Linked DNA regions of Homo sapiens: region 2 is linked to region 1. A link is a contact called in ENCODE Hi-C data. All regions are on one chromosome and are shown on one strand. Each heading gives the region's core, a stretch centred on a gene start or an enhancer-like site at or near the end of the contact. The rest is flanking DNA. Distances are from core to core; before and after follow the strand shown. Region 1 holds the start of PPP3R1 (protein phosphatase 3 regulatory subunit B, alpha). Region 2 holds the start of CCT7 (chaperonin containing TCP1 subunit 7).

The links. A loop is a pair of places that touch in the nucleus more often than their neighbours do. Pooled maps may share reads with other maps.
Region 2: a map of CD8-positive, alpha-beta T cell shows a loop between it and region 1 (7-fold over the local background). The contact joins the promoter of CCT7 here to the promoter of PPP3R1 in region 1. A Hi-C loop is called at or near these places in 2 of 168 maps with a recorded cell type or tissue (CD8-positive, alpha-beta T cell and naive thymus-derived CD4-positive, alpha-beta T cell) and 9 of 50 pooled maps.

What each region holds. Positions count from the first base shown.
Region 1 is chr2:68,248,517-68,255,112 of GRCh38, forward strand. It overlaps PPP3R1 (protein phosphatase 3 regulatory subunit B, alpha), which reads right to left and starts at 4,016. Exons shown (of 6, transcript NM_000945.4): 1 at 3,609-4,016. The coding sequence starts at 3,611. PPP3R1-AS1 (PPP3R1 and CNRIP1 antisense RNA 1) reads left to right here and starts at 3,087. Exons shown (of 2, transcript XR_001739527.2): 1 at 3,087-3,218. RefSeq lists silencers at 3,336-3,445, 3,626-3,675, 3,936-4,375 and an enhancer at 4,466-5,135.
Region 2 is chr2:73,232,907-73,239,087 of GRCh38, forward strand. CCT7 (chaperonin containing TCP1 subunit 7) reads left to right here and starts at 1,402. Exons shown (of 12, transcript NM_006429.4): 1 at 1,402-1,478. The coding sequence starts at 1,473. PRADC1 (protease associated domain containing 1) reads right to left here and starts at 333. Exons shown (of 5, transcript NM_032319.3): 1 at 188-333. The coding sequence starts at 254. RefSeq lists a silencer at 380-589 and enhancers at 877-1,408, 1,050-1,099, 1,220-1,289.

The DNA of each region.
Region 1 (6,596 bases), core at 2,766-5,265:
ATATCACAATTACCTGGAAGACCTATAAAACTTAAGACTGCTTGGCTCATCTCCAGAATTTTGGATTCAGTTGTTCCAGGGTGGGGCCTGACAAGTTTCCAGATGATGCTGTTGCTGTTGGTTCGGGAACCATCAGTGCTCCAAATGTACATTGTCTCTTCCTCCCTTTAGGATTTAAAGTGCCTTCTTCTAGATGCCTCCAACTCTGCCTACTGCAACGCTGATCTTTTTAGACCCAGCTAGCTCAATTACCACCTCCTTCATAAAACTTTTCCTAATCCCAGGTGAAAATGATCTTGCTCCTTCTTAAATTTCTATCATGCTTTGTGTGTACTATTCATATGACACTCATCACATGCTAACTTACTTCACGGTTACTGCCATTTGTCTTACATTCTCTACTTAAATGAAGGTAGGAAACCTGCCTTAATCATTGCAATATCCTCCACAACAGAGAGCACAACAACCAGTAAACGGCAGACAAAATCTACAAGTATTTGTTGATAGGAATGAATCCCTGTTGCTTGCCCCAGACTCCAGGCCCACTGTCTGACTTAATATCCTCCTGGCCCAAGGTGACTTCCTTATACTGCCTTACTACCTATAACAGTTGCCTGATCCTTCCATACTTGTCTGTCCCTCTCATTGCTGACTGACCCTTAGTCAGCTTCTTTACTTTATACCTTGAACCATTTTAATTTTCTCATTCACTATGGGACAAAATGAGTGGATAAATTTTCTCAGGACAGATGTGAATTTTAATTCCGCTGGTCATAAGACAGGTTTTTTTTTTTCTAAAAAGTGGCCTTTGCCACAGAATCTGAACTAGAATATGTTGTGTAAAACTCTACATACAGTTATAGACGGCAATAAATTTGTTTTAAGTTCTAGATGCAGATCATGGAGATAAAAAAAAATTTAAAAGTTTAAAAGCACAAAGACATGAAAAGGCCTTTATAAAATTTAAAGTTCCCTTAAGAAACAAAACGTAAAACAATTACCTTTATATTATGTTCATTTAAGTATCCAGAACAAAATCCGTATTATCTATTTCAACAAAAACATATATAAAACACCTCGTTCAGGGGAAATTCCTAGGAGCTCACTATTTACAAGATTTTTTTTTTTAACATATAACCTTCATTCTCCCTGGACGCTTAACAATTTAAAACTCAAATAAGGGTGAAGGGAGGGAAAGACTTTAACTTTCAGGAAAAAAAAAAATAAACTACGTTTAAGGCACCAACTAAAATTAATACCTGTCAGAAAAGATCCTTGAGAGTACATTTAAATCTTATAAGCCTTTTTACTTTCCATACTTGAATTAACTAGTGATATTTCATACTGTAAATGCTGTTGACAGAATGTAAATAATAAGAGTTCTAAGAGAGATTTTCCAAAGGGTGTGAAAGTTTTCAGAATTGTATGTTCAATTAACCAGAAAAATTAACCAGATCACTCCAAAGCCTGATTTATTTGGGTTAATCGACATCCCATATGGCAAAGTTGAGTTATGGGTATGGTCTTGATACTTTCAAACCAGTACTGTATTCAGCAGACCAAAATAACCCTAAAGTTGGAAAGCCACTGCCAACATTATGTAGGTCCTGAAATGGTATTGGGAGGATGAAAGAGGAAAAAAAAAAACCCAACAGTTGAATTAGGAAATAAATACTGAAAAGGGAGCTGGGAAGAAAAGGAACATAATGACCTGGCAGGAAACAACATCGTCTGATACACCGTAAAATATTTTAAAAGACAAGAAAACAGAGTTAACAGGAAAATAAGAAATTGAAGAGCTAAAAGAGAACTTCCCAGTTTCAGTCTGTTGTTCAAAAAACAGAGGACGGGGTGCACCGCAAGAGAGTTACTATTTGGAAACCATACCACTTCGCTGTATAATATATAAACAACAAAAGGCTAGATCATTGTTCCTCAAATGTGCTGTTTATAAAGCTAAGTAAAAACATTCCCTGCAATGAACAAAGATCTTCAAGATCCTGACCTTCAAGTAAAGCATGTGCATAAGGAAATTCTATTAAAGCACTGAAATGCAATTCTTCACTTCAAAAGACTATGCCAACAAAAAGATTATATGATGAATGGCTATGATCTTCCTAAATTGTTTTGTGACTTTCAGGTGCCAAAGTTGCCTCTCTGAGCTGCCTCGCAAGTTGGCAAGGAAAAACTTTCTCTACACATCAAAATCGGCAATCATTTAAGTCTGCTCTTAATCTGGGTTTTAAGTGCACCAGTAAGCACTTACTCATTTGCCCTATATTTTAAATAAAAGCTGACTTACCTGAATATTCTAATTTCACGTTCTTCCCTTAAAATCGATTTCACCAAATCGATTTTAAGTTGTAAGCAACAGCATTCCTCCCTTCAGTAATCCACCACGTACACTGAAGCACTTAAATTCTACATACAGGGTGGGATACCATACAGTGGAAAAGATGCGAGAAATTACCCACCGTCAACCAGTTTAAGTCTTCTGACAACTGTTCAAAGACTTTTAGAGAAAGCCTAATAACTGAATCGCATGATGGAGTATCTGATATACGCGGAATAGCACTCTGAACTTTCTCTACTGTGTATACAACTCTTGATTACAAAGAGGAAACTAACGACTAGGGCTTCCCCGAGCGAGAGAACCGGTAAGGTAACAGGCTAAAAGGGCGTCGTTGATTTCTTGGCTGCAGCGACAGAGGCGGGAGACACACCCCTAGCGTCGGTCTGAAACACTACAGCAGCGAATTCTACCTAGGGATTAATGTGAGGGTAAGGAAAGACAAATTAAAATCGCCATGATTCAAAAACAACCACTCCAAGAGAGAGACACAAGAAGGTACCAAAGAAAATGAAAAAACCCTTGGTAGTAACGGAAGCATGAAAAATTAAGCGCCCCCATTTCTCCCAAACCAAGTTCGCGTATGTTTTCGTGAACAAACACCTTGGATCTTTCCGGTTCGCCAGGGCAGCGAGCAAAGCAGCAGCGAACGGAAACCCCGCAGGGCTGCGCACCGCAGCTAAACCGACGCTCGCAGGAGAGGGGAAGTGAGTGGCAGGGTTCCCTGCCAAGACTCACTGCTGGGAAACAGGCAGTGAGTGGAAGCAGCAGCAGCTCTGGAGAGTAAGTGGGTCTTATGTAAAGTGCCATTTGCCACATATTGTTATTTCCAAAGGATTTCAGAATACCCTCGAACTCGAAAAACAGAGTGAGTGTGGAGGGGAGGGGGGTGCTCCACGTGGAGGAGGGTCGCGAGAAGGAGAGTGCGCCGGGCTGATGGTCAGCGGTGCCCGCGGGGGTCGATGCCGGGCGGGACCGGCGGCGCGGGGGTGGGGCGACGGCGGGGCGGCGGCCGAGCAGCAGAGGGGCGCCCCGCAGAGGCCGGGGGCGGGCGCGGGGGCCCCGCCGCCGTCCTGTCAGCAGCCGCCCCGCCGCCCTCTCCGGCTCGCCCGCAACCGCCGCGGGACCCGCCGGGCCCGGGTCTCTGGAATTTTCCACGGGGGACAGCCGACCGGGGGCGTCGGGGCTCGCCCCCGCACCCGACCCGGACGGCGGCAGTAGGGGGAGGGATGGTGCATCGAGGAAGCCAAGGTCTCACCATTTTGCTCGGCGGGTCGGCGGCTCGCTGGCTCGCTGGCTCGGAGAAGTGTTGCGCTCAGGCTGGCTCGCAGGAAACGGCGGCGGCGGCCCAGCTGCGGCCCTCGGGTCGCCGGCGGGGAGGGGGCGCGCGTGGGGGAGGGGAGGCGGCGCCGCGGGGCCCGCGCCGGCCGGGCGATTGGGCACGCGAGGGAGCGGGCAGGGTAGGGGGAAATAAATTAAGGTCGAGATTCAGAGCCGGAGAGCGCGGGAGGAGCAGCGGCGAGAGGCAGGAGAGGCAGAGAAGAAGAAAGGAGGGGGAGAGGGGGCGAAGACGGCCGGGAAACTCGGGGGCTGCAGCCTCGCGCTCGCGCCGGAGCCGTGACGGACTCACTGCAGCGGCTCGCGCTGACCCGCAACCTCAAGGCACGAAAAAAGGGGAGGGCGGAGAGGGAGGGGAAAGCGGAGTGCTGCAGCGCGCGGGGCGGGGGCGGGGCTTCCGCGAGCGCCGCACATCCGGGAACCTGCGCGCCCCGCTGGGCGGCGAGTGCCGCGGCGCTCTGGCGAGCTCTGGTTGGGGAACGCTGAGCGCGCGGACCACGTTCGCCCCTCAGCCGGCCGCCCCTTGCGTGCAGGGTGGGGGGAGGCCAGGGGCGGGGGCGCGGACGTCGGTGACGTCGCGTGGCGGAGCCCTTCCGGTCATGTGGCTGGAGGCGGGCGGGGAAGAAGGCAAGGCTGGGAGGGGAAGGAGGAAATGCGAGGGTTCCCCGGCGGGAGGAAGCGCGAGGGGTGCGCGAGTGCTAGCGAAAGGGGGACAGGGGCCCTGGAGTGGAAGCCTTGCGGGAGAGGAGGAGCAGAGGAGCAGTCTTAGGGTGTCAGAACCACCCGGATGCCGCACCAAAAAACAGGAAAAATCCAAGTCCTGCGAGAGGCAGTCAAAGGTATCTGTGCATCCGTGTACCGACTTGGATCCACTACAGAATTGCACGGCCCATCAGGACTGCTGTCACCCCGGTGCAGCACCCGCAGGCCCATCTGTAATATGAATTGGCAGAGTCAGGAACCAGGTTGCAAAGACAGAGAAGCGAGCCAAAGCTGGCCGCAGCCCGAGGCGTGGGGAGAACCTGGGCAAACGAGGAGAAGGGATACTTCCCACTCGCAGAAAGACTTTCCACCCAGCTCTGCATTCCCATAAACCGTCCAGACTCCCCTTTGGCGGAGTCCATCAGTTTTTGTTTAAAAAAAGAAAAAAACTCGAATGTAGATTGCCCGCTTATCCTTTTAGTAGAGCTATATCCACTCCTGTGGCAATTATCTTCCCAGAAAATTCAGATTACAATAGGAAATTACATCCAGAAAAGCATAAGGAGGAAATTTATGTTCGAGAGAAGAAATAAAGCTGTCAGGAGAGGTGTGATGAGGATAACGAAGAAAACATTTTGCAACTATTTTAACCAGTTATTCCTTTACAAGCCTTGATAATCGCCCGCACTCGTGTGTGTTTGAGAGTGTGTGTGTGTGTGTGTGTGTGTGTGAGAGAGAGAGAGAGGATGTTTTCTGAGTGATCGGAAACTCCTTATTGATAAAGCCTTTGAGTCATTTTATAAAAAGCCATTGTGTTGTTTTTTTTTAAAAAAGTCTTAATGATCCTTACATGAGAACTTTATTCTTTTTATGTGCTAATTATTTTTCCATATGATGAGCATGCATTTTTTTCTAATAAACGCTCAGCGATTTGCCCTAGGACTAAATGGTTCCTGTCTCTCTTTCTCTCTGTCTTTCTCTCTCTGTCAATCCCCCCCTCCCCGCCCCTCCATCCCTCCCCTTCCCCCTTCAGGAGCTACTTTGCTTCTGTGTCAGGATGAATAAGGAAAAGAACTTAGACATAACAAGCTGTGTCACACAGTGAATGTATCAAGGAAAGGCCAAGAAGGGACACTTTCTTCCACAAGTTTCTTGATTTAAATATGTTGCTATTTGATACTAACATATTACAGAACAAGAAAAAGTCCCTAGGGTATATGTGTAACGTTTTCTAGGTATACTATTTAAAATTAGTTTTTTATCATAAAAAGACGTGCTTTTTAAGAAAAAGTACTGTATGCAAAATTCTTCCTCTCTCCACTTACCAGAGGTAATCATGCTAACTGCATTTGTTTGTGTCCCTTGGACATTTTCAGTGAAAATCAAATTATTTTAACTAAGGGGTATGCACTAAGAAGGAATTCGAGCTATTTGGAATACAGTGGATTTAAAATAACCCATAATTTTGTTGTGTTGGAGGCAATTTATACTAGTCTGAATTCAGTAAGATAAGTAAATCCAAAATGCACCTTTAATAGGTTTTTCATCAAAAGGCTGAGGGGAAAAGTATGGTAAGTAGTCATTCTCCTTTTTGTCTCTTTCCATTAAATTTTGATGTAAAGCTTAGTGTGAGTGGGAACAGGTACCAAACAGTCCTGCAGAAGCATATGTGTTTTTAAAAATGTATGTACCAAATAGCCCTGCTAAAGGCATACATGTTTTTAAATAACTAGATAAATGAAGAGGTAATGGACATATCTTTGTGGCTTATTTTTCCTAGAAAATTTAACAAGCTCTTAGATGATTATCAGAAAGAATTATGTCAGATAAATTGAAGGGAGAAACACTTAAGACAGGGATGCCAGTTACAAGAATTAGTAACAGGTAGGCATGAGGTGATAAGGGATACCAATGGCAGAGGAAAGGAAAGGCGAGTATGAACAACATGAAGCAAAAATGGACTGACTATGCAACATAGTGGATGTGTGGAACAGAGAGGGAGAAATAAAAGGTGACCAGTTTTCGTTTTGATGACAGGAAATAGTGTTAACATTAAGAGAAATGGAGAGGTCCAAAGTTTGGCTATTGAGTGAGAAGAGATGAGTTTAGATTTAAAGATGCAAAGTTTTAGTTGCTGATGAGCTATCCCAGTGGAAGCACCCAAATAGAAGCTGAAAGTGCAGGTTAGAAAGGAATAGAGATATGG
Region 2 (6,181 bases), core at 152-2,651, 5.0 Mb after region 1:
CAGCCTCAGGCTGCGCCCACTTTATGTCCTTGGACCACCACCCACTTATTCCGGCCGCCCGCTCCCAGACCTGTCCTGCTCTGAACTCGCAGGGTCCCCAAGGTGACCCTTGGCCCCCAACCCGAGACGCGCGCAAGCTGGACGGCCAGCCCCGCCCTGCAACGCAGTCCCACCCGTTGCCGCTCACCGTGGGCCGCGACGCACGCGGGGAGCCAGAGCACGAGACAACACCAGCCCGCGGCGCCGGGGACCATCTCCAGGGCCGGGCCCGGCCCGGCGCCGCGTTTCCTCTCGCCGCCCCGCCGCGCGTCGCTCGCAGGACTTCAGCCTGACAGCTGCTCCGGCCTCCCGCCCACATACCCGCTCTCGCCGCGGGCTGGACGACGGGAACGAGGCTCAAGGCTGATTGGCTCTGACGCCTGCTCATGTAGCCACACTTTCCGCCTCTGCGCCTTAGCCTACTTCCTATTGGTCGAGAGAAGTGGAGCCGGGGGCTGATTGGCTTAAACTCTTAACAGCTACAACCGGCCTTCGCCTCAGCCCCGCCCCAGCATACTCTCCGGGTCCTCGCTGGCGGTGGGCGGGCCAGGGAGGACAAGCACTGGAGGTGTGCCCGTAGCCGGACTTGCTTCAGCTGTCGATAGTCGAGGCCGTTAACCCTTGCGGTCTCGGTCCTGTCCACTCCAAGGCCGCCTCGATTGACGACGATTAGCCTTCTCCCAGCTGCGCTTCCCTCCTCCCAGCTGCGCTTCCCTCCTCCCCACGCCTTCACGGGAAGGCACTCGTCTTGCGCCAGGGGGTCTTCCGCCCAGTGCCACCAACGCTTGCGCGCTCACCGTGGATAGGCGCTGGGGCCGCGGCCTGGCGCACGCCATCCACGAGGAGCCTCTGGCCAGTGCAAAGCCAGAAAACGGGCATTGGGGGCAGCTTCCCACGCTCGTCCCGTTGACACTGACTATGTAACTGTGACACTGGACACCTTGACCTCTCAGCCTCCTTTCTGTCATCAGTAAAATGGCCTTAATAGGACCAACGCAATAGGGTTGTGAGGATTAAATGAGATCGCTCACGTAAAGTGCTTTGGCACCAGCCTATCCCACACTTTGCGTCCCACACTTTTGCCTTTATTGCATTCCTTGGTCTGGCGTCCGGGGATGGAGGAGGGTGGAATTAAGTTAGTAGGTGATGCGGGCCGAGCAAAGACCCTCCGTGCTCTAAGAAGCACGACCGAAATGCGGCGACCCCTCTTTAATGAACGCCCCTCACTAGAGAGTCCCCGAAGCCCAGCCTCAGGTCCTTCTAGCCGCACCGAGTCGGTGGTAACGAACCATAGAGTAGCGGAAGTGGTCCGTTCTCTTCCTCTCCCGGCCCAAGCTTCTGGGTATTTCTATTGCGCGAGGCATTGTGGGTTGCTGGGCGGCCCGGTCTCGGAGAAGAGGGGAGAGTGGCGGGCCGCTGAATAAGCTTCCAAAATGATGGTGAGTGGCGTCTCGCGCATCCGTCGCCATCAGCTGCCATCTGGCCGGTGGCCGGCGCCGCTCGGCCTGGGCTTGCTCTGTAGGACCCTCTTTTGCTTGCCGCCTCTGTCCTCGCCCAGATCCCCAGCTTAGGGGCGACCCCAGCCAGCCGCGGCCTGGCTCGGCCCGAGCACGGCGCTGGAGCCGTTGGCGAGGGCTGCGTGGGGCTTTAGAGGAGTCTCTGGGCTGGCCGGTTGGGGACTACAAGTCCCAGGGTGCTTCGGGCCCGCGAACCCACGTCGGGGACCTCTTTTTTAGCCCCGCATGATCGGGACTTGCGTGAAACGAGTGCAGGTCGGCCGTGGTTACGCGGTCGGCAGCTAGACTTGGAAGCTGGGGCTGCTCTGAGATTTGCGGGCTGTAAAGACGTGTGCTTCTTGGAACCGGCACAGGCACATTGGGGACCTCATATTGTGCCCGCCTAGGGACTCACTATGTTCACTCGCTGACCCTCACCGCAGCGTGCAGAGAAGCAGACGCCTTCCCTAGTACTTTTAATTCATTCACTCATTCGCTCAGTCATTAAATAAACGCGTCTTTAGTGCCTACTGAATGTACCAGGCCCTGGTGGTTGCTGGGGGTTGCAGCCTCTCAGCCAGGAGAACGGGAAAGGTAGATGGAGACACTGTATCGGAGGTGGGAAGACCCAGGCTCGGACTCTGGTGACATAAGAAAGGCTTTTCTAGTTGGCTACCTAACTCTGGGTCTCGTTTTCTTGAAATTTGGGGCGAGGGAGTTGCTGTGAGTCCTGGAGCCACCTAAAGTGCTCCTTGTAGCCCTACTTCCCACACTTCTTTTCTCTGTCTCTCGGAGCTTTAGATACTTTCCGTGGGTCCCAAGCCTCGATGGTATCTCCTGGGTTGTTATTGAGTAGGGCCAGCTTCCGAGGTGGTGTTTGACCCTGACTGAGATACTGCTTTCTGTGCACTTGGCAGTTCACTTATTCATTTTGGCCTGTCCGACTCTATCTTCTGCTCTTTTCCTGCTTCCTGCAGCTTTTCTCTGTCCTGTTAGGGACGCAGACACCTTTTAGGTGTTCTACCAAATGCCCTATGAATCCCGCTTGTACCCAAGGTAGAAGGAAATTAGCATTTAACAGTACTTCCTCTCCCCTTTATGTCTCTAGCATTGCTCATTCTTGAAGTCGTCTTCATCTTCTGTGCAGAGGCAGCATAGTACAGCAGTTGAGAGTAAGGCCTCTGGAGCTACACTGAATGCCTAGGTTTGTAACTTAGCTCTGCCACTTACTAGCTGTGTGACTTTGAGCATGTTATTTAATTTCTGGTTCTCAGTTTGTCAGTGTGCCTAGCAGATAGTAAGCACTCAGCAATGTTAGCTCTTACTCGGCGAGGTGGTTGTTTGCTTCCTTTCATCTCTGAAATCAGTCCATCCCGCTGCCAGGGCTTCCGTAAGAGCTTTGGTTCACATTCACACAGCTAGGGATCAGAACCGCCATTCTCTGCCGTGATAAAACTTCACCAGTGGGCTCTAGATCATCACACTTGGATTTTCCCTGAACTGACCCCTCCTCTGTCAGATTGACGTTTCCCTGCTGTATTGGCTCTTGATATCTCCTCCCCATTTTTGGAATGTGAAACTTCTATCTCCAAGAGTCTTCCTGTCTTCAAATTGGCCCCTGATATTCTAGAATACTTCTGTAATCGAAAGAGAGGTGAAAAGGTCCCCTGAAACCTCAGTCCTGTGATGTTGGTACAGCTTGCATAAAATGTATGTCCTTGCCTTTGTGGCGTTGAGCGCTGTGTGCCTTGGCATAGACACACTTGTTTTGTAAGCCATTAAGCTTAATGATGCTTAGTGAAAGTTTTAAAGTAGGATGAAGAGGAAGATCAGTAAGCTGAAATTCCAAAACCTTCCATTATACCTGTGGCCAATTACTGGAGTCTGCTCTTGTTTCTTTTTCTTTTTTTTTTTTCCCGAGATGGAGTCTTGCTCTGTTGCCCAGGCTGGAGTGCAGTGGCACCATCTTGGCTCACTGCAACCTCCATTCCCAGGTTCAAGCAATTCTCCTGCCTCAGCCTCCCAAGTAGCTGGGATTACAGGCATACGCCACCACGCCTGGCTAATTTTTGTATTTTTAGTAGAGACGGGGTTTCACCGTGTTGACCAGGCTGGTCTCGAACACCTGACCTTGTGATTCACCCACCTTGGACTCCCAAAGTGCTGGGATTACAGGCGTGAGCCACCGCACCCGACCTTGTTTCTTATTTATTAGAGGAATAAAAAAAAGGAGCGAGGTTGAAAGTAACTAAGGGATGGAAACTGGACTTTGCATACAGTGCCTGCTGCTGGGGAACTGTTAGAAGAGGACCTATCCTGCTTGTCTTGGCTTGACTCAATCCAGCTCTGCCACCTTTTCCACCCCATAGATGCTCTCTACCCAGCCTGCTGTTTCTTCAGGGCCTGCAAAGCATAGGGAACCTGGGGAATCTGTGGTTAGCTGCTTCCAAGCTCTTCTTGCATTGTGCTTAAGAACTCTCAGTAAATGTAGTGTTACTGTAGTGCCAGTGCTTTTCTCCCCAAAAGTCAAGAAGCCAGTGCTGTCAAGCACTTACAAGTAGCAGTTGGATTTTCAGCCCCAAAAGCTGCTGAATATTGCTTCATGTGTGGCCAAATCTTGGCACTCTTCAAATTAAGGTTATTTTGGTCCTTGTCTTTGGAAAGCTTGTACTTAAGCTGGATGGTGATAAAAAGTTGCGAGCAAGGGCAAGTGAAGAGAAAGTTATGGGATTCCCCTATTCAGATGCCCTTGTTTATTACTGTAGAGAAAACTTCTTGGAAGAATTGGAGCTCTGAGGAATTGGTGGCCTGGTGGTGAGAAAGTGGTTTTGGTAGAAGATGGCAGAGTGACTATTTTAGATGGGGGTACACTTTGCAGGTTGAGGTGAGAAAAAGTATACACAAGCATTGGGTAAGTTAACCTGTTGAGGTGAAAGAACCTGTTGAAGGTGATAGGAAGTGATTGAGACTCATGTTAGTTTTTGATTTAAAGTGTAAGACTCCATCCGTGGCAGGGGTGGACCAGAGAAGACTTGGGGCTGCCATAAGGAATGATTTAGCAAGACTGGGAGATGGTAGGGCCTTTCAGGACACACATCTTTCCCTTACAGAAGGTGCCAGGGACTGGGCCAGCTGAAGAGCCAGAAAGAATGCTGGGAGTATAGAGAAGCCATTTCTTGCCACCAGACCTGGGACACTCCAGCAAAAGGAAGGAATTTTCCCTTCAGTTGACGCCTGATCCCAAATGTAGGGGTTTACATGACAAGCATTCTTTTTAAAATAAAAAATAAAAGGAGTAATGTATGATTATTTGACAAGCATTTAAAAAAATTTAATGAGGGCCTGGCATGGTGCCTCATGCCTGTAATCCTAGCACTTCAGAAGGCTGAGGCAGGAGGGTTGTTAGAGGCCAGGAGTTGGAGACCAGCCTGGGCAACATTTTTTAAATACAAATTTAAAAAATTAGCCAGGTGTGGTACCTCATGCATTGCGGTCCAGCTACTCAGGAGGCTTGAGCTTATAGTAAGCTATGATCTCACCACTGCACTCCAGCATGGGTGGTGGAGCAAGACCCTGTCTCTTAGAAATATATATTAAAAAATGAATAATATATTAAATTACTCCCACTCTCTTATTCCGTAGAGTTTATTGGGTATTTTTCGTTTTCTTTTTGTAGAGACAGGGTCTTGCCATGTTCCCCAGGCTGGTCTTGAACTCCATGAGCTCAAGTGATCCTCTTTTTTCTACAGTGGTTTTTGTTTTTTATGTAAATCACAGTATGCCATTCCTCTGCTGAAAGCTTCCCAGGGCTTTCCTTTTTAGGAATGAAATCTGAACTCCTCACCATAGTGTGTCTACGAGTGTGTATGTGATCTGGTTCCTGCCTGCCTCTTCAGCTTTATTCCAGTCTTCCTCTTGCTTACTACCCTCCAGCTGCGCTGGCCAAAAGAGTTGAACTTTTTAAGGAATTGACCAGTTAATAAGGAATCAGCCTCATGAGTGGCAAGACTCTGTCTTTGGCAGGAATTCCTCACTCCTCATTGTTAGGTTGGGAAAGCTCTGTGCTTTCCTGTGCCTTCCTTGCTCAGACATCCACGTACCTCTAAGGACTAGGTGATGGCTTTCAAACTTTTTATTGCATTCCACAGTAAGAAATACATTTTTAATCATAGCCTAGTAACAAATTTAACACAATAAAAGTTTTGAAATAGTATTTATCCTTACTACATTCTGTGTCACACACAAAATTAGCCAGAAACACTTGAGAAGACTGGATCTAGTTCGTGGGCTTATCTCTGAAGGCTCAGATTTGAATGTGGAGAGAAAGTAGTCTGGTTTGCTAAGCTGAGAAATTGCTCTCTCTGCTAATAATGGTGGTCACTAGAGCAAAGATATCTGAGCGGGCCCTTTAAAACAAGCAAGTATCCCTGTTTCTCAGTTTCTAAAGCAGGTCTGCAAATGAAGCCCTTACGGGGATAGGGAATGTTCTGGAGACCAATGCAATATAGAAAGAGGAAAACTTCTTTGGGGTATCTGATTGGAAATTAGTCACACAGAAGCTTTATTCAGCCAGCATGAGAGATGGAAACATTGCTGTATGAATTAGATTTGCCATCATTTTTCAAAACAGGGCAAAGGTGCTGTTT